Regions from separate parts of the Homo sapiens genome. Here region 2 is linked to region 1. The links are chromatin contacts, found by Hi-C in ENCODE. All regions are on one chromosome and are shown on one strand. Each heading gives the region's core, a stretch centred on a gene start or an enhancer-like site at or near the end of the contact. The rest is flanking DNA. Distances are from core to core; before and after follow the strand shown. Region 1 has its middle 11 kb from the start of TESHL. Region 2 has its middle 180 kb from the start of TESHL.

The links. Hi-C counts contacts between places; a loop is a spot of excess contacts on that map. Pooled maps may share reads with other maps.
Region 2: a map of IMR-90 shows a loop between it and region 1 (2.3-fold over the local background). The contact joins two enhancer-like sites. A Hi-C loop is called at or near these places in 2 of 168 maps with a recorded cell type or tissue (IMR-90 and mammary epithelial cell) and 1 of 50 pooled maps.

Annotation. Positions count from the first base shown.
Region 1 is chr2:216,877,759-216,884,826 of GRCh38, reverse strand. No RefSeq gene overlaps it. Among named protein-coding and RNA genes, the nearest start is that of TESHL, 11 kb to the right of the region's middle. Within about 2 kb of position 4,011, at least 3 of the 41 ENCODE cell types and tissues checked have a DNase peak (open chromatin) inside an H3K27ac peak, as active enhancers do.
Region 2 is chr2:217,046,622-217,053,689 of GRCh38, reverse strand. No RefSeq gene overlaps it. Among named protein-coding and RNA genes, the nearest start is that of TESHL, 180 kb to the right of the region's middle. Within about 2 kb of position 3,554, at least 4 of the 41 ENCODE cell types and tissues checked have a DNase peak (open chromatin) inside an H3K27ac peak, as active enhancers do.

The sequences.
Region 1 (7,068 bases), core at 2,762-5,261:
TCTGGAAAGGCAAGAATCGAGTTGCTCCAAACTGGTATGATTTCGCCACTGCTCACAAGAATATTACTTCAACGTCTGGGTTCCTGAGACCTGAATAGGGGAAATCAGAGGAGGGGGAAGGCTGATCCAGAAATGTAGCTACTCCTGTCAGCCCAGCTGCTGCTTCTCTGCATTGGCCACAACCCCCAAGTCCCAAAGAGAAATTAATCCCCCAGTGGCACTTGCATGGGGTAAGAGCTCCTGCCTGGGTTTCTCTTGTCACAGGGGCCAAGCCCAGTGCTGTGGAGCAATAGCCCAGGCTCCGCAAACAAGCAGGCCCTGGACAACTTGTTTCTGGCCAGGCTCCTGAGAGAGCGGTTGGAGCCTCCAGAGAGCTCACAATGAGACACAGCTCCTGGACTCCAGATGACCTAAGAACTGGCAGATTAATTAGCCTTCTCCAGGGACTTCTAAACTGTCCCACTGGGCCACCAGGGATCCTCCAAGGTGCCTTGGGAGGTACTGAGAGAGGTGTCAAGCAGCTGAGGGATAGGGCTTCAGCAACTGCTGGCCTCAGCCACAGAAGGCCCCTCTGCTCTCTACTGAGGCTCTGCCCAGAAAGGTTCATCTGATCCATAAGAAGAAAAACATATTTGCCACACACAGAGGGCTCCAGCCTTTGCCTCTGGCCCCTCCAGACGTACAACCATCTCCTAAACTACTCTTCCCTAATAATAGTCCTCTGGCTTCTCCATGAACTTGGCAGTTGCCAGATACTCTTCACACACTCAGGTCTGCCTGCCTCCCAGTTCTGGAGAAGGGAGGCAGATGAAGGAGAAAACTGAGACCCAGCAAGGAAAAGGAACCACAGCTGGTAGCAGAGCAGGGGTGGCCCAGAACAAGCACTGTGTTAGTGGCTACGCAATCTGAACGTCCCCTCTGACAGCCCCTGCCATCCCTTGCTCCCAGCCCACAATTCCACCTCACCTCAGAGCTGCTGCCCAAGAGCTCATGAAAACCCCTCTGTGCTTTTTGGCCCTGTGGCTTAGTTCCACACACAGCACACTTTACCAGTTTTTGAGCCAGCCCTGAATGACAGTCATTTTCCCCAGGATTAAAAATCCCTTTAACCCATCCTTCATGCCACACAGGCTGAGCCTGGGAAAAACATCCGGGAGGCACGTCTGGTCCACCAGCCGACCTCCCTCGCAGATGGGCCTTCATGGGCATGAGCCCTGGTTCCTGCCACACCACCAGGAATGTGGCTTTGGGTCCCAGCCCCAGCCAAGAAGCTTACTCCACTGAGTAATTCTAATGCCTGGAGAAAGTCAGCAAACGTCTCTGAGCCCGTTTCTGCTTCTTTGTAATGTGGGGAAAACGCACCCTATTAACTCACTTAACCATCCATTATAACAAGCAAGGCAGTAGCCAAAAGCCAGTCAGAATCCTTAGTGAAGGCAGATCATCTGCAGCAATTCCAAGTGTCTGTTCTCTTGCAAGATTGTTGAGAGGTGCAAATGCATATTGTTAAGTTTGGGGGCAGGCTCAATTCCTCTTTCTTTCCTTCAGCAGCCGCCCAGAAGACAGCCTGATCTTGACAGAGGCTTTGACCATGGTGATTTTTACAGAAGCCCTAGATAGTCACCCCTTATCTGTCTTGGGAATAAAGTTGCTGAGGGTTGATTAGCAAAGGAGGGAAAGTGCAACCGAGGCCTGGCATTTCCTAGACGAGAGATGGCGGTGGCGACAGGGCCTATGGGGTGGGGAAGGGGGTCAGCCGTGTGAGTGGCTCCATTCCTGTTAGTGGCACCACCAGCAGACCTCCCTGGAGCCAGCCAGTCCAGCCAGACTGATTAGGCCAATTCACTGTTTATCTGGGACAAGCAGATAAGGCTGTGGCCCAAGAGGGGTGGCTATGGGATGTGCCCAGCTGGAAGGAGACCCAAGAACACTGTAGCTGATGGAGAGGGAAGGGAAGAACAGAAAGAGTTCACTCAGGAGCCTCCTTTGTGGGTTTCAAATGGTCTCCAGTCAAGACGGCACTGAGCCTCCTGACATGCCCCACCTGAGTACCCGAGGCTGGCAGTTCTCCAACTCTAGAGAGCATCAGAATCACCTGGGGGTGATTCTAAAACACAGGTGGCGGGCCCCCACCCCAGGTCCTGCTTTAGCAGGTCAGGAAGGGACTAAGAATTTGTATGTCTAACAAATTTCCTGGTGATGTTGATGCCACTGGTTCGAGCACCACACTTTGAGAACTGCTGCCGTAGGCCCTTGATGAAACCTACCTGTCCAGCCCCTCCCCAGCCTCATCCTTAGGCTATTCCTCAAATCCATCTCCTTCATTACTCCAGAGAACCTAATTCCAAGAAATCCCCTAATGAGGAGTGATGGCCACCTCTCTCCCCACAGTCTAGGGGGGTATAGGCACTGAGGTATGGGACCTCCTGGGCTCCACTTTCCTCATTTTAGGGTGGACTAAGTGATATCTCTTTTTCTTTTTTTCTTTTTATTTTTATTTTGAGATGGAGTCTCACTCTGTCGCCCAGGTTGGAGTTCAGTGGTACGATCTCAACTCACTACAATCTCCACCTCCCAGGTTCAAGCAATTCTGCTTCAGCCTCTCGAGTAGCTGGGATTACAGGTGTGCGCCACCACACTCGGCTGACTTTTTGCATTTTTAGTAGAGATAGGGTTTCACCATGTTGGCCAGGCTGGTCTCAAACTTCTGGCCTCAAATGATCCACCCACCTCAGCCTCCCAAAGTGCTGGGATTACAGGCGTGAGCCGCCACACCCGCCCTAAGCAATTTTTCAGCTAGCCCGTTTTCTCAGTGAAGTTCCCTGAATCCATGGAAGGGAAAAGAACACCAGGCTTTACCTGGGAACCTAGCTGGTGCCAGCTCTGTTCTTCCCATTCATCTGGACACTGGATTACACAGATGACTTCATTTTGAACATCCACTTACATCTAAACCCCTAAATACATGTCTGAAGACTTTTTTAGTTGTCAACTTTCCCTCATTTTCCTCCTGTCTGCTTTCTTCTCTTTGCCTCTTCCCCAGACTTAAGATTTAAGCAGAATTTTATTTCTGTAGATGTTTGATCCATTTTTTTAATACCTCAGCTGGCCACCTTTCGCCTGGGACACTCTGGTGTCCTCCCAGAATAGAATCTTGTCCACAACCATCTCCCCGACAGGTTTCTAGATGCTGCCCTGGCCAGAATCAGTCACCCAGGCTGCACCGGAAGCCACCTGTTGCCTGATCCCAGCCTTGGCCTAAATCATAGTGGGGAGCCCTGGCTAGAGGCTCAGTGCCTGCCCTCTGAATTGCTAGCAAGATCTCTGGCACCCACACCAAGGCTTTGTAAAACTCCACAAATTTTTCTGAGAAAGAAGTGTCCCTGCAAGCAGAAGGCCTACACCGCATCACTATTTCTGCTGTCAAATGACAGCCTCAGGGTCCCACAAGTGAGAGATGGGCAGACCCCTGCCTGGGCTAGAATTCTCGGGGTCTTGGGTCTCCACACAGAAGTTGCTCAGTCAGAACCCCCCTCTGTCCTCCAGGTGTCCTGCCAGACACATGTGCTTTCTCCCACTTGACCGTCACCAATAAATCTTGGAGCTGGCCAAAGGCAGGTTCTCCTAACATTGCAGGTGAGAAAAGCTGAGATCCCCAGAGGAAAAATAACATGCCCAGCGTTGCACAGATAAATTCTTGGTGGAGCGGGAAAAGGTCCAGGGTCCCCCAGACTTGAAGGGCTCACTTTGCTTTGCCACAATTTGGCCCTGGGTGCTGTTGCCTGACTCAGATCTGACTGCATGTGCCAGGGCCAGCCTGCCCTGGCCGGTCCCTACTCTGTAACCGGACACAGCCATGAAGGACACCAAGGAGGGGGCGAGGGAGCAGAAAAGATATACAAAGGGATTTGAGCGGATTTGGTTACAAAGTTGCACCAGCCATTTCCTGGAATCTAATGGGAGCCAGTTCTGAGAACTTGAAGGGGTGGGGAAGCAGAAGGGGGAGGGAAAAAAAGGCAGATGACTGGCTTGTGGGGTGTGCAGTGGGGAGGGGAAATGGGCCCTGCTCTTGTGGCCAGCAGCCAGGCAGGCCAGGCTCCTGGAGGCAGGAAGGGGCCTGAGACCTATCTTTCCCCAGCCCTCAAATGATTTCTGCAGCCTAGGGAAAGCCCCCAGGCCTTCCAATAAATCTCCTTCCAAGCCTTCTTCCCAAAGCCCACTCTGGGCCTGGACAGCCTGGGGGGTTGATGTGCTTCTCCAGGGCTGGTAAGGACAAAAGGGAGCAAAGGTTCCTGGTCCACCCCGGATGTCTTTGCCCCGGGAGGCAGGGAACCAAGGCCCTCTGGTGCTGGCCTTGTCTTCCAGGCCTCCTGCCCCTTTCCTCTTGCCTCCTGAACCCTCTCTTCTCTTCCTGCTGTCCCTCTGCTTCTGCCTTCACGTTCTTCTTTCTGTAGAACTTCTCCACCTCCACCTTCCTCTACCCCTTTGGTAGTTACACATTCCGTAATGCCCAGTTGAGGACAGATGCAGAATCTCATCCTGAACCCTTGTCCACGCTGAGCAAGTGGGGTTTGGAGATAAGAGTCACAGTGGGGACTTCACTTCTCCCAAGTGATTCAGCAGCCTCCTGCACACCTGCTTTCACTCTCTAAGCCTCATTCCTTCCAGGAGGGCCATGCCTGCTAGGTCCAATCACCAACAGGGGGAAACCAGCAAACCTCCTATTTTTCCAATCAGTCCCCCCATCATCACACACTTTATTTGCCCTCTTCCCTTCCTTTCCCCTTTACCCACAGGACCAAAGGAAAGATGGGGATCGCTCACCTGTTCCTACCTCTATGATAGCTGCCTACATTGGCGTGCAAAACACCAAATCATAAGGCAAGACAAGGAAGCTTCACCCACTAAACCACAGGCTCCTTGAGGGAAGAACCTGTGCCTTTTGATGTTGTGCAACAAAGCCACTGTGACTTTGTGGCTGAATATATTTACTACTTTTATTTGGAGCTGCACCAATTTTCTTGGCTTTTAAGGCCAATGTATTACTTCTATTATTTAAAAGTTGAGAGAGCCATATTGTTAATACTGAGGCATGAATTAGCAGCTCTTGCATACGTGGATACTCTGAAACCAACATATTTTCAATTGGGACCATCCTGGAAAATCTATTATGTAAAGGAGATGATGCATACTATCCCCAGCTGGGTCTGGGAGAGATATGGAGTAGGCATTCAGACAAGGTGTGTCCAATTGCTTAGTTGTTTCACTAAAGAAATCAAGACAGCATGGGTGGAAAGCCAAAGGGGATGGAAAGCCAAATGTCATGACCAGCACTCTGCAGATCACCCATCAACACTCCTCCTACTGTCTGACATCCTATTATCAACTGCAGATTTCGCTAAAATTTAAACCAAGTCAGATGTCTCTTCTCGGAAAAGCCCACAGACAGGGTGCCATCTCAGGATCATCTAAAGCTAGTGCGGGAAAGGCGAGTCCCTTTCTTTAGCAAACAAATCTTTTTGTCTCAACCCTGACTTATTCCTGGGGCCTTCTGGGTGGTGTACACAGTGACTGAATCATATATATAGTATGATTTTTGAGGGCAATATCATGGTAAGATGCCCACACAGAAGCAAAGCCAAGTTCCTTGGCCTTGTGTATGAGGCTCCCTAAAGTGATCTGTGCCCCTGGAATTGCCTTGACCATGCTTGTGACTAGTTTTCCAGCCTGAAAAGCCCTATCTTTCCAGCATAACCTCCTCTGAGCAACTTTCTGATTTTCCTTAATTTTATTGACATTTCCCTTCCTGGAACTCCCAAAGCACCATGCCTGAATCACCCATCTGGCCCTTGCAGCCTGTCGGTTGGTAAGTTGGCTTTTTATATGTTCACATAGCTGAAACCACCATCTCTGTGCAGATCCCCCAGGAGGTTCTTTGCACACTCCTCCAGTTTTGTTGCACTTTCTCTTCCCAAGCGACCCCTATGGGTGACTCTTCTTTGGAGGGCTAACTTTGGCCTGCTAGAGCCACTTCACTTGCATATAAGCAGAAAAACTGATATGCCCAGGAACCTATGACCTCATGGGGTAACCCCTGGCTCCCTTGTTCCAGGGCATATATCAGTCAGGATCTAGTCTTAGGCAACAAACCACACCAGTTATTTTAACAGAGAGAATTTAATATAAAGAATTATTAACAGTATTAGGAACAGAAAAGGCTAAAGGGGATATTATTAAGGTATTGAAGAGGTAGCAATTATAAGGGAGCTATTATAAGGTAGCAATTATAAGGGAGCATTAGAATTATAAAACTTAAAAGCTTGAAGGCAGACACTCACAGAGCTGACCTGCAGCCCTTAGAAAAGGAGCTGCTTCTCTGCTGGTGCTGAAGGGGAGGGCTCACCATGCTGGGACCCAAACCCCTGAACCAGATGATGGCCGATGGTGTTTCCGGGGGAGAACAATGGACCTAGTTCTACAAGTGTTGACAAAATTGCAAACTGGTATCCCTGGCTGTTACTGGAAGGAACTGCCACTGCCAAGGTGAGGAAGCATTGCTAAGTGATACTGATAGGAGTGGAAAGCATAATGAGGAACAGAAAGCAAACAGAAAGGAACACCGGCCAGGCCAAACTAGAGGCTGCCTTACAGAGATGGGATTAAGTTTATTCACCTACGGAAACACTAGAACCATATTACCGCCATGTATATGAATTTCAGGGACAGCTTGAAATTAACAGAGGGCAAAGCCAAAATTGAAAGAGATCTATTTTGATTCAACTTGCTCATACTCTGATGCCCATACTCAGGAATGGAACTGTTCTCTTTCCTATATGGGTTAGTTTATTCTGGGAAACAGTAAAGAAGATACCTACTTAAGTCACTTAACCAACTAGGACCTTGAAAATGGAAACCACGCACCATCCCAAATAGAAAGGATCTCAGGGACTGGCTATTACAACCTTCCCCTCTCCTCTCACCCACTATCAGACATTAACAGATGAGGAAACGAAATCACAGAGGGACCAAGTGATCAAAGAGTGGCCAGGACTAGCCCTGGAACTGGAG
Region 2 (7,068 bases), core at 2,305-4,804, 170 kb before region 1:
GTTGAAGAGGCACAGAAGGCCGTGTGGGTCACCCGCGTCCTCACTTCTCTTCTAGGGCCTGTATGGAAGCAGAGGGTTGCTCTGGCCTGTGGTGTCCTTTGTCTCACCCTGCCCTTCACAAAAAGGAAGAACATGGGCTTGGAAGCCAAGCCCCCAATTTCATGCTGATGTCCGGATGGGGGAGGAAATCATGAAACCTAATTGCCTTTCAGAACAGCACTTGTCTGATTTTCCCATGAGGTATCAAAGGGTATGGAGTGCAATTGATCACAGGGTAGCCAGGGTTCAATGTCTGTCCTGGCTCCACTTCCAGCATGACTCTACCCCTGGCAAGTGAGACAGCCTGATCTCAACAAGTAGTTTCAGCCCCATGCCAGACTCAGAGACCAATCTTGGTTTCTGGCAGTGGTCAACTTTTTGTCTACTCTTGCTGTCTTGCTACTGGTCCAGCCTGACTGTGGATCTCTTGTTCCCCAATAATCAGGTTCTTGCCTATTTCTTGACCAAGCCTCTCTTAAGCCCTAGTTTTCTCCTATGTTGTGTTTCAGTCCTCAGTGATTAAGGCCCAGGATTGTTTTTCAGTCTCTCCAGGGAGACTTCCTTGGAGCCCAGTCTCAACAGCAGCTGGGATGCCCTGCCCTTGACCTTGAATGCAGTCTCTGCCAGATTATCCCTGATGCCTTCTTTCTGCCTATTTGGACTTACTGTGTGCCTATCCCTTGAACCTCTGGTAATTAAGGTTTCCTTTCTGCCTGAAATTACTCTCTAGAGCTTGGTATTGGTGTCCGTCTCAGCCAATGGTGCTCCTGTTCTCTTGCTTTTTGGAATAACCTCAGATTCATAAATTAATATATCTGGATGCTGATTCCTGGCCTTATTCCTTATTCATGTCTATTGGGTTTAGCCAATGGAGAATCTGTCTGGCATTCAAACCTTCACTTAGCTTTGCCCATTCCACTGGCTGATGCCTGAGTTATTAATACAACAGAGAAAACACTGTAAGAACATTGTGTTATCCCCTTCTTGGATGCTTGGTCACTATACGACCAAGATCGGGACACCAGGAGAAAAACTTTCATGCCCAATTGACTCAGAATCTATGGTTCCTACTCATGAACATGGCCCTTCTAGTGTCTCCCCAAAAGTCTACCAGAATTTCAGTTCTCAAATTGACTCACTTCTCTCATTTTTTGTGTGTGTGTTGAAATGAGTTGAATTTTTAAAAATTCCTTCATTCCTGTCATTTCTTGGGATTGGACGGTATGACAAGTCCCAAGTCCTTCTGGCTCCTCTAGGTCAGAAAGGAAGTCTAAGAAATATGAAGAAGGAAGGCTCAAGGCATCATCCTAATGGTTGTGTTGCCATGGCAGCACTATGGCTTGTGTAGTCTCTCCCCTTGAGTGTGAGATGGTCTCCTTTAATGACTAGAATACAGCATAGAAGCAGTGACAGGAGGGTCACTCCTGAGATTAGGTTACCAAAACATTGCAGCTTCTGTCTTGCACTGCTTTCCTTTGCTTGTTTGCTCTAATGGAAACCAGATCCCATGTTCGGGGCTGCCCTATGGAGAGGCCCTATGGCAAAGAATGGAAGGAGAGCTCCGGTCAAACAATCAGTGAAGAACTGAGGCCCTCAGTCCAATATAGGGTGAGGAACCGAATCCTGCCAATAACCACATGAATGAATTTGGAGTGGATCCTTCAGATGAGACTGCAGCACCAACTGATATTTCCTTTACAGCCCCATGAGAGTACCAGCTAAGAGGCACTTGAATTCCTGACCTACAGATGTGTGCTATAATAAATGTTTGTTACTTTAAACAGATATGTTTTGGGGGTGATTTGTTATACAGCAATAGGTATCTAACACACACCTCACAGAACTGGAGACAAAGAACACAGCAAAATTTGGCAGCAAACAATTTAGGTAACTTTCACCCACCCTAATATTTCAGTTCTCCATTCAGCTAGACTTAGAGGAAGACACATTTATTTCATCAACATGTACCAAGTGTGGGCCCTCTCTGTGCCCAACTATGTGACCGATGTTATGGAAGATCCAAAAGAAATGAGTTCCCTCAGGGAATTGGGGAAAAGCCAAGAAATAAACAGGAATCTCAGCACCACCATTGTCACTAATTTCCCCGTTCCAAAAATTCCAGAAAAATCCCTCTACATTCCATAAAAAACAATATAAAAGAAAGGCAGAAAAGAAGTTTTGCTTAGGGTGGGCTGTTATGGGGCAGCCCAAATTCCATTAAAGACAAAGGCCAAACATCGGCAGGAAGGATCCTGTCTGCAAGCATTAAAACATGTTTGTTAACTGTATTTGTTAGTTTTTTAATTGATCACCAACCTATAAAATCAGAATATTTCAAATAAATATCAACTTTTTGCCTTTTCTTGACATATCAGAAGGCATGACCACACTAGGCCCCTACTCCTACTTTGGAACCATTGCCTATCACACAGTAGACCCTTTCCTTCCCTCTCACTCAGACACGGGCTATTCATTCTGCCACAGTTCCAGCTTTGCTAATTTAAGCTGGCTGGCATATTTCAGTTTGCAAAAGTTGTTTTAAGCCTCTCTCTGATCCTTTTAGAACTACAAGATTCTTCACCTCTTCAGTGGTTGTTTTCGCCCCCCACCCCCGAAAAAGATGGCCCTGATTATCCACCTCTAAAAGCCCTGCAGGTGAAATCCAAAGAGTCAGAGCGTAGTAGGTACTTAAGCTATATTCCCTTACTTTTCCACCAGAGACAACACATATTTTTTCAGGCTTTGTGAACCTTTTGCAAATAACAAATGCTTTGTTCTATTTTGGGAATCCTGGTGAAGTCCCAGACCTTCCCTCTAAGTCCCAGGCATTGTGCTCAGCTAGGCATATAATAGTGAACCAAAGAACTTGAACCCAGCTCTTACAGTCACCTGACAAACTCAAGAAGATGAATACTCTTTGAGCAAATGCAGTGAACCAGTCAGTATAAGTTTCCTAGTCCCTTCCAGGCACAGGAGTCTATCATGTACTCCCCTCAAGACACCCCTTTTCCTTTTATTTCTTCTCTCTTTCTGCCCTTGCCTTTTATTGTATAGGTCCCACATTAGGGGTATTGGCCCTTTCATGAAGCACAACACCCTGGCTTCTGGATGAATCTAGGGCCCACCTGAGCATTGGGAGGGCAGCAGGGGTAGAGAGTGAACTGATAAACAGTTTGTCTCATCTCTGCTTCTTTGAAGAGGTTCCTCACAACCTGTCCCAGAGAAATTTACTGCCCAAGCTCCCAGAGGTCATGCAAGAAGAAAGAGGGAAAAAGAGGCATTTAGCTTCTTTAAAAAGAAAGACAATGTCTGGATGAACAGGGCCCCCTGGTCTCCAAGGATAATTCATGCTGTCCTCATGCACATTTGGCTCGCTCATGGTCTGGCTCTGGTCTCGAAGGATGGCTCTAGACCAATGGACAACAGAGGAAGCAGAGGCTGCAGCCTGGGAGGACCCTGGCCAGGGATGCAGCCATGACCTCAGACCCTTCAGCTGCACCTGAGTACACATTTCTAGGGGAAATGTGCTCTCCATGGAGGAACGGCAGCTCTGGCCCATGGAGTCCCTGTGAGATCACCCCAGCTGGTCTAAATTAGTGTGTGTGACTCTCTGTCTTAAAGCCTAGAACACAGAATTTCCTTTTTTTTTTTTTTTAATTCTCAATCCCATACTCTGACCTTCTGTTAAAACAACTTTTAAAATATAATTTTCTCTTCTGCTTACATAAAATGTTTCTGTACTAAATTTGCTGAGCAGCCAACACATTCATAAAAGCACAGAGGCAAGCTAAACTCAATTCCTAAGCCAGCTTCACACCTGAGCATAAACAAGGCATCCGGGTCTCAAAACAGAACTGCTTTCCTAACAAAGAAATCGCTTCCCTCTGTGAGGGAGAATGTGCCCAGTCTGATCTCCCACTCCCCTCTCCTTTGTCCCACTCCTTCCCCCTTTCTTCTTTCTCTTACATTTCAGCTTCCAATGAACTCAGATCCCAAAGCCCAAATAAGGGGAGGAGATTTCGTGTCTTCTCAGCTAAATAATCCCAGTTCCCCCAAGCACACAATGTTCACACATCGTGTTTGCACATAGGGTTTGCTGCCTGCTGGGCTGAACTCTCTCTCCCCGCCCCTAGCCTCAAACCCTACAAGCGAAAGGCTGGAGGTAAAAGAAAAGTCTGCAGCATAGTCAGCTCACAGAGCGAGACAGACTGATTGCAAAAGGAGAGCAAACAGGAGACCTAACCATCTTTACTTCTTTTTGTTTTTTTTCTTAAATTTCTTTACTCTTAAAACCTCTTTACTTTTAAAAGACCTTTGGGTATTTTGCTTCATCAAACTCTGGTGTGAAAAAAAGCACACACATGTATACAACTATGTAGCCTTCTGCTCATGAGCTCGCGTTTACTGTGCCGTGTCTTCTAATGATTAAGGGAAAATGAGAACTTACCAAGAGAAAATGCTCACACAGCTTTACTTCTAAGACAAATCCCTCAATATCAGTCAGTGTCCAACCAAGAAGAATGAAAATCACATATGAGTTTCTAAAACAGAAGGATTTCAGTATAGCGAGTTGGTAACCCAGGGGATGGAGGAGCTGAGAGGCCTGACAGGGGACAGCAAGGCAGAGCAGAGGGAGGCAGCAGCAGGACCCAGCTGCATGGAGGAGGAGGAGCTGGAGTCAGGTGAACCAGGGGCCAGCAACACCAGACAGAAGCTGGAGCCACAGCACACCTGTCTAGTGGGGTCTGGAATCCAAGAAGAGAGGCAGCTGCTACTGGAGAAACCTCCCAGGCTGGGAAGGCAAAGGAGAAATAACATGACTTCTCTTGTCCTCTCTCCCTCCCTCCCATCTCCATCCAGTGCCTCCCACAGGCTAAACCCTACTGGAAGCCAGAGCATCCAGGAAGCTAATAAATGCAACCTGAAAATGGGCAGCCCCTGAGGCACACAGCAGAGCCGCAGAGCACGAGATGCTGCTGAAGACAGGAAGGCTTAGGACCCATCCATGCTCCTCTCACCCTGTCTCCACTGCCACCGTCCTCATCCCACCAAACAGAATGCAAATTCTAAAGGCGCTGGAGGCTAGGACTGCAAGAAAAGACACCATGGGGTACAGCTCAAGTTCATATCCAAATTCAGCTCTACCTAGCTCTGATACTGGACACCTTTTCCCCTATTACTAGGGGAAAATGTGGTCCTTTTCCCCTAATTACTAGGGGAAAAGGCAGTAACTCTGTCCAGTATGTATGTCCAACACCAGGACATGGGAAAGGCAGTGAATCCCACGCAGAGTGTGGGTTGTTACTGGAGACTCTCATAGTGAACATTAAACTGAAGCTGGGCTGGAAGTGTGTTCTTACCTTGAGGCACAGGGTGCTAAGTCCCACACGGTACCAAGAGCAATGGCTAACCACAAAAGAGCACACAAAATCAGAGAACAGATCACAGAAGATCTTCCTAGATAGTCCCTGAAGTTTCCTTTTAAGCTTTTTCAGCAACCAGGCCTTGCTAAACATGTATCCTTCACGCGCAATCCTGACCCCACAAAGCTGACACAAAGACTATAGAGACAGCAGGCTCAGAGGACTGCACTGTTCAGGAAGTCTCATGAAAGAGCTTGAATTTGCTCTTAAATAATGCACTCAGGATGGCATTCAACAAATCACAACTAAATCCTCCTTTTGGCAAAATGTTCCCATCTTAATTATAACTCTATTATTGCTTGTATGACTGAACATGTCTTCCTTTGCCCTTAAGAAGTGGGAGGGGGAGCACATGAAGGAGAAGCAAAAATATAAACAGAGGGATGGAAAATTACCCCTGCAAAGTATAATGGCTAAACAATGACTAAGGGGGCTGTGATATGCATCAACACAGACCCACAAGTGTAAACAGTGTGGTGGGAAGGGAGATGACTTGGATGAACTAGACAGAGGGGGAATTTAGGTGGAAAAAGAGTTTCCTCTCCCTAGATGGGGGTTGCGGTGGGTGGGAGGGGAAGGGCACCAGTGGGAGGATGGCAGAGGGGGCCAGATCCTTTTACCTGGTTCTGGGAGGCCCTGACTGGGCAGGGTATGGATAAGGGCACTGCTCAAACAGCCCAAGTGCCTTACGATTCACTGAATGAGGAAGAGAGTGAAGGGTCAGGCAGGATCTGGGACTGCCTTAGCTCATGACTGTGTTCCACCTCTTGCCTGTTGTGTCCCCTGAAGTCAATGATTTACTCCCTTAGAACCTCAGATTCCTTATCTATAAAATGAGATAATTTACACAGCAAATATTTGTTGAACAGCTACTACGTGCCAGGCACTCTTCTTGGTACTGAGAAAACAGCAGGGGAAAATATCATCCTTGCTCTCAAGGAGTTTATATTCCGATGGGAGGGGGAAGATAAAGCACACATTAAGAAATCCATGTACACTATAATTGTGAGCAGGGCTATAAAGACAAATAGAGCAGGTAAGAGGGAGTGTGATAACGTAGAGGTGTGAGCTACTTTATACTGAGCGGTCAGGAAAGAATAACTAAAAATGTGACACCTGAACAGAGATGGGGAAAGTAAAGGGAAGAGGTTCATGAAGGTAGGCATAGGGAGGCATTCCAGACAGAGGGAACGGCAAGTGCAAACCCCCCAATGCTTCAGAAGCAGGTTTTATGGGCATAATATAAAGAATTAGCACAGTTCCTGGCACACAGTAAGTACACAATGTGAGCTATTATTTTAAATCATAAGTGAAGTATCCATAAAGCATTTTTGCTTCAGGCAGAGCAGCAAGAAGCATGAGATAAGCAACTCCCCTCAACTTTGTCTTCATGTTCTTCTCCTACCCTGTGCCACAGCCTTCTGCTTATGAAGACAGACAATGGGCCGGGTGCGGTGGCTCACGCATGGGATTGCAAAGTGCTGTAATCCCAGCACTTTGGGAGGCCGAAGCAGGTGGATCACCTGAGGTCGGGAGTTCGAGACCAGCCTGGCCAACATGGTGAAACCCTGTCTCTACTAAAAATAGAAAAATTAGCCAGGTGTGG